Regions from separate parts of the Homo sapiens genome. Here region 2 is linked to region 1. Evidence: chromatin contacts called from ENCODE Hi-C data. All regions are on one chromosome and are shown on one strand. Each heading gives the region's core, a stretch centred on a gene start or an enhancer-like site at or near the end of the contact. The rest is flanking DNA. Distances are from core to core; before and after follow the strand shown. Region 1 holds the start of VGLL2 (vestigial like family member 2). Region 2 holds the start of FAM162B (family with sequence similarity 162 member B).

Region 1 (2,700 bases), core at 117-2,616:
CTGTTGTATTTAAGCTGGGGAATAACTAGGGTTTGAAATCCATGCTGCCTCTTTCTTGAGTCTAGACTCTTAATGCTCCCAACCTGTTCCCTTGGTCCCCCCAAGTCTGGCCCGCCTCTATTCCCGTAATGCCCCTTCCGCCACCTGACCCAGCCATGGAGATAGCCTTGTCTCAATGCATTCCTAAACTTATAGAACTGAAGACTCCACTGTTACACCCCCTTTCCAGAGGGCTTGGTGGGGGGTAGGCTTGAGAAGGATGGGTAGGGTCGCAGGAAGGAGGGCGAAGCCAGCAGACCTCTCAGGGAGGGCCGGAGAGAGAAAGGGGTGAAGGTTTTATAGTTGGAGTGCATATACTTCCAGCTCTCCAAAATGAAACATACCATCGCAGCTGGTATTACCGGCTGAATAGGCAGCAAAAGACCTCTCTGTGTACGGGTCCTAGTATGCTTCTTCTTAGCGCCAACGAGTCCTTGTCCCCAAAGTTGCCAAAACTTTAAAGGACCCCGGCCAAGGAGACCCCAGCATGAAAAGCCAGACATCCGAGGCCGGGTAAAGCCTCCTGGACTCCTCGAAAGCAGCTCACACCGGGAGCAGCCGGAAGCGGGCGCGATCTATGCGAAGCTAACGGGTTCCGGTGGAGAACATCAAAGAGAAAGGAGCAGGATCGAACTTTAGAGGGGCAGAAGGGCACGGCCCAAGAGAGCAGAATTGGGGTGTGGGACAGGCGGCGGGAGGACCAGGTTAGAGGGAGCGAAAGGAAGTGGATTAGAGGACAGCGGTTACAGGTTTCAGCCACTGCCATTTCCCCGCAGAGGTAGCTCTTCTGCGCCCTGGAGGGGTACCCGGACTCCCACATCCTGTCTGCCACGACCCGGACTCCCTAGGGGATTCCAAGGGACAGCACCGTCCTCCCCATACATCATCAGGAACCGAAAGCAGAGAATTTGCCCCACCTCGGCACTTCTGGAAGCACCCACTCAACTACAGTATGAGACAAGGGCTTTCCTAAGAGACCTTTCTCCAACTTTCTTTCTCTGCGTGTATGAGCCCGGATCCCTTCGTCCCCGCCTCCTTCTCTCTCTCTCTTTCTCTCTCTCTCCTATTTTGTCCTGGGAGATTCCTACTCGCGGTGCGAAGCCTCGGATCCGCTGGGAACCGCATAGTCTCCGGCACCCTTGGCCGCATGCTTGTCAGAGGTGGGCCCCGGGAAACACACTCGCTGCCCCTCCAACAAGCGTCCCTCGCTCCCCATTGGCCCCCCGGTCCCCGCCCCCCACCGCCCCCTCCCGCTCCGCAGCCCCCGAGTGGCGTCAGCACGCCCGCCGGGCATGGGCTTTAAATGCCCACTAGCGGGAGCTCAGGCGCTTCTGCCCTGGAGCGCGGTCGGGAGTAAAATCGCAGGAGTGGGAGGGTAGCGAGCCAGCTGGATTCCGAGCCGCGGAGCGCGCTGGCTTTGCTCCGCCTGATGACTCCAGAGCGCGGGTCCAAGCGCCGCCCATGCAGCACCCCTGAGCTCCGGGGAAGGAGAGTTAATGAAAAAACACTTAACCGTCTCCGCTGCGGAGAGTCATGAGCTGTCTGGATGTTATGTACCAAGTCTATGGTCCTCCGCAGCCCTACTTCGCAGCCGCCTACACCCCCTACCACCAGGTACGTGTCTCCTCTGGGGACTTTGGGAAGGAGTGCGCGCCCCCCGTTTGCGGCGGCATGGCCTGTACGCCAAGGTCTGCTGTGCCTCCGCGCGTCTCGGGCGTCCGACCACGACCGGCGCAGCCGGGATGCGGGGATTGCCGGAGCCGCCCCCAGTTGGTAGTGCAATTAGCTAACCCCTTTAGCTCGCCTGTTTGCTCTCGGGAAGCAGCTAAGCCCTGCTAATGTGAGCCTAGGTCTTCCCTGGAATAATCAGAGGAAGATGGCACGGGCTGGATTTTCTTCTTAGGGTCTGTCGGACTCCAGATTCTTCCAAGCCAGGTGCAGGTACCAGGAAATGCAGGCAAAGCTGACGCAGGAAAAACCAAACTTTGGTCCCAATGGTGAGAGTAACAACAAAACCAAAAGCGAAGGCCAGCCAGCCTCTTTCTGAGATGCAAGGGCCGGTGTTCTCATCCCTGCAAGTTTATCTCAGGAATAATTTCTTCCGTTTCAATTCTCTGGCGACCAGGGCAATTAATTCCAGATCCAGAGAATTCATTTCAAAGAGCACCGCGCAGTTTTATAATTTTTTCCTTTGCGAAGTTCTGGGAGCATTATCCGGAGTGCGAATGACCCGGCAGAGGCGAGCCTGATAGACAATACTTTGCCTTTCTCCAGCCTGAGTAGGTGAATGGGGAAGCCCTGCTTCCAACAAACACTTTAAGAAGACCACTCAACCCGGGTTCTGCAAACTCTTCAAGTTCCATTTAATTCTGCCAGTTTCTCTTGTCTTCAGGCTGCGTCTGTTTGAACCATTTTCCTTCCATTTCCTCAGCTGAGGTAGCAGAAACTGAGGACAGTAGTGCAGGAAAAGAATGAAATCATACACCTGGGAGGCTGTAGGGGTCCCCTCCAGGTTGGAAAGTGAGAGCTTGGTCACCTGCTTTGGGGAAATTGAAATACACCCCAATGCCCCAGTGGATGCTTTTGCTAATTTTGCCTGCAAATTTAAAATGTCTATTCGAAAATTTCCCGATAAATTAATGATGGACCGGATAGGGTTCA
Region 2 (2,823 bases), core at 117-2,616, 500 kb before region 1:
CCGTCCCTCTCTTTTTTACCCAATCCCTTGTAAAAATGCTGCGAAGGTTTTTGGGCTTGGCAGAAACAGAAACTTTGGAAAGATTTTTTTACAGGTTACATTTACTTATTATTAGCATTTATTTTACAGGTTACATTACCTTAGAGGGGGAGTTATTAGTTTGAGTTTTATCATCTGTCTTGGTGGGTTTAGCATGCTGAAGAGGCCCACAGTGCTGACACTCCCGCGCGTCCCACCCTGAGTAAACCCGGAGCCTAGAGGGCTGCAGAAACACGTCCGCCAGGCGTCTCCTGCCCCAGAAGAGGAGGCCGCATGGATGCGTCTTTTTTCCAGAGACCCCCCCGCCACAGCCGCCCCGCAAGCCAAGATCAGAGAACCCCTTCCTTGGGTGGGGTAGGGGGACGCCCCCGGCCAAAGCCTGGATTGCGGTCTGGCGTCCCGGCAGCCATCCGGATGCTCGCGAGGACCGTGGCCTGTTTGGCACAAGAGCCCCACTGCCTCCCAGTTCGGAGCTTGCTGGGGACCGGCAATCTGGGCGGTGCTGGAAGTGTCCCCTGAACCTCTCAGTTTTCACCCACCTTCTGCAATCTCCCTGTAAGCTTAATTGACTCTTGACACACCGCACTGGAGGCGGGGTGTGTGTGTGGGTAAACTCCGTGTGTGGTGGGTGATATTGCGAAGTGTTGGCACTGCGGCCGCTTTCGCTCCTAGGTGGCCGCGGTCGGAAGGTGGGTCACCCCGCACCCTTGCGGCCGGGGACCGACTCTCCTTCGCGCGGCGGTCGCCACACTTACGGGATCCGAGGCGGGATCTCCTCCATCGATTTGAAACGCCCTGTCCACAGCAGGATTTTCTTGTCGAACTGCGAAGGCCTGCGCTGCGTGGGGACTCGGTGAATCTCCCCTGCAGCGAAAGCAACCCAGATGGACGCGGGAACTGACGCACCGGCACAGAGGATCAGCGCGCCCTCAAGCCGACTCCCGGGCCGGCCCCTCGCTGCCCTCCCGCAACCTCCTCCCTCCCAGGACCTCCCCGTCGGAGCCCTGGCTCACCGTGACCTTGGGGCCCAGAATTGCTGGGGGCCCCGCCGCTGGAGTAGCAGGGGAGACCCCGGGGCGGAAGAGCCGGTGCGGGCCGTCGCGTGGCCTCGAGAGGCGCCCCGGGGCCGCAGCGGACTGTTAGCCCGCGGCCAAGGCGCAGTAGGCTCCCGACCGCCCTGAGCATGCTGCCCGCTTGTCCCGCGCCGCACCCGCACCTCCGGACCCAGCCACAGGCGTTGTCCCCGCAGCTCTCCTCGTCCCGCCCCGGCCTGCCGCGCGCTGGAGAGCCTGGGACGTGCAGCTGGAACCCCTGGCGCTCGCACACTCAGCTCGCTATCCCCGTCTCCGCCCCCGGCCAGCGACCCGGGATCAGGGCGTCAAGCCCCGAGGGGCTGGTTCCTCAGGAAGCAGCCTGCCTCTGTTTGAAACAGGCTCACCACCGCCTGAGGCAGTGCGTGTAGCTCCTTTTAAATTCTTTGTATTGAGTAGAAATGTATTCCCGCCAGGCTTTTAGCCTTTGATTCCATCGTTTGTTCCCCAGGAGAATAAATCTAAATCCTCTCTTCCAGGAAGAGACAACAATCCTTCAAGTGCAGGAAACTGAAGACATTTCCCAATTAAGTGTTAAGGGCACTCCACTAACTTCTGGATGAGATTTCTTGAAGTTAGCTCCTCACCTCATCGTCTCCCACCCCCATACCTTTTCTCTTTCCTACGGAAAACAATCTCAATTCCTCCAAGTGCCTTTCTCTATCTTTTCTTCTTCTTTTCAGAGACAGTCTCTGGCTCTGTCACTCAGGCTAAAGTGCAGTGGCATGCTGATAGCTCATTGTAACGTCGAACTCCTGGACTCAAGTAGTCCTCCCACCTTAGCCTCCAGAGTAGCTAGGGCTTTGGTCGTGCGCCAGCACGCTCCGCTATTTTTTTTTTTTTTAAGAGATGGGATCTCACTATGTTGTCCAGACTGGTCTCCAACTCCTGGCCTCAAGCTATCAGCTGGGCTCTGCCTCCCAAAGCACTGGGATTACACGTATGAGCCGCCATGCCAGCTTCCTACCTCTTCATCTCTTAGCCCACAAACTCTCCACACTCCCTTCAAAATGTGCCTTTCTTCTGTCACCTTCCACCATCTCCTCTATGCTAAAAGGTAAAAGAATCTACTATTTTCAGGCATTAAATGGTAACAGGGATTCAGATTCAATGATTGGAGAGAAGGGTTGTACAAGCAATTTACTTATCTTGTTCCACAGACAACAGACCTCCTGCCAAGTCAAAGTGCTCATCAGCCCAGCACCAGGCCGAGCTCACCCTCCTCTGCTATTACTGCCTGTGAGTTTCCCTCCTTATCTAGACACTGCTTTGCACTTGTTGGATTTCTAGATATTTTGCTTCCTAACTAGACTGTCAGGCTCTTGAAAGCTATAACTTTTCTGTAACTGCCAGCTCAGTTTTTTTTTCTTTTTACATAACCGTGTTAAACAAAAAAAGAGGGGTTAATAGCTCTGTGAAGACATACATTTAGAGGAGCGCTTGCAGAAGGAACATGGGCTTTGCCTTCACACCTAGGTTTAAATCCCGGATTTGTGACTTAAAAGTTGCACAATCATGAGCAGTAAATCATTTAAGTTATAAGTCTTGGTCTCTTTTGTAAAACCAGAATTCCTATCTTTTAGGTTTATTCATGCAATGACTACCAGTAACCAGCTACGTGCCAGCTACCTCTCAGAGCTGGGGATGGAGCAGTGATGACATCAGGTGAAGATGAAGAAAAATAAAACAAGGT

Evidence for each region. A loop is a pair of places that touch in the nucleus more often than their neighbours do. Pooled maps may share reads with other maps.
Region 2: a pooled map shows a loop between it and region 1 (5-fold over the local background). The contact joins the promoter of FAM162B here to the promoter of VGLL2 in region 1. A Hi-C loop is called at or near these places in 5 of 50 pooled maps.

What each region holds. Positions count from the first base shown.
Region 1 is chr6:117,264,192-117,266,891 of GRCh38, forward strand. VGLL2 (vestigial like family member 2) reads left to right here and starts at 1,367. Exons shown (of 4, transcript NM_182645.3): 1 at 1,367-1,653. The coding sequence starts at 1,573. LOC105377964 (a long non-coding RNA gene) reads right to left here and starts at 883. Exons shown (of 2, transcript XR_942911.3): 1 at 384-883.
Region 2 is chr6:116,764,353-116,767,175 of GRCh38, forward strand. It overlaps FAM162B (family with sequence similarity 162 member B), which reads right to left and starts at 1,367. Exons shown (of 4, transcript NM_001085480.3): 1 at 1,053-1,367; 2 at 795-903. The coding sequence starts at 1,224. It overlaps LOC105377963 (a long non-coding RNA gene), which reads left to right and starts at 2,016. Exons shown (of 3, transcript XR_942910.3): 1 at 2,016-2,187; 2 at 2,291-2,369; 3 at 2,714-2,823. RefSeq lists an enhancer at 388-902.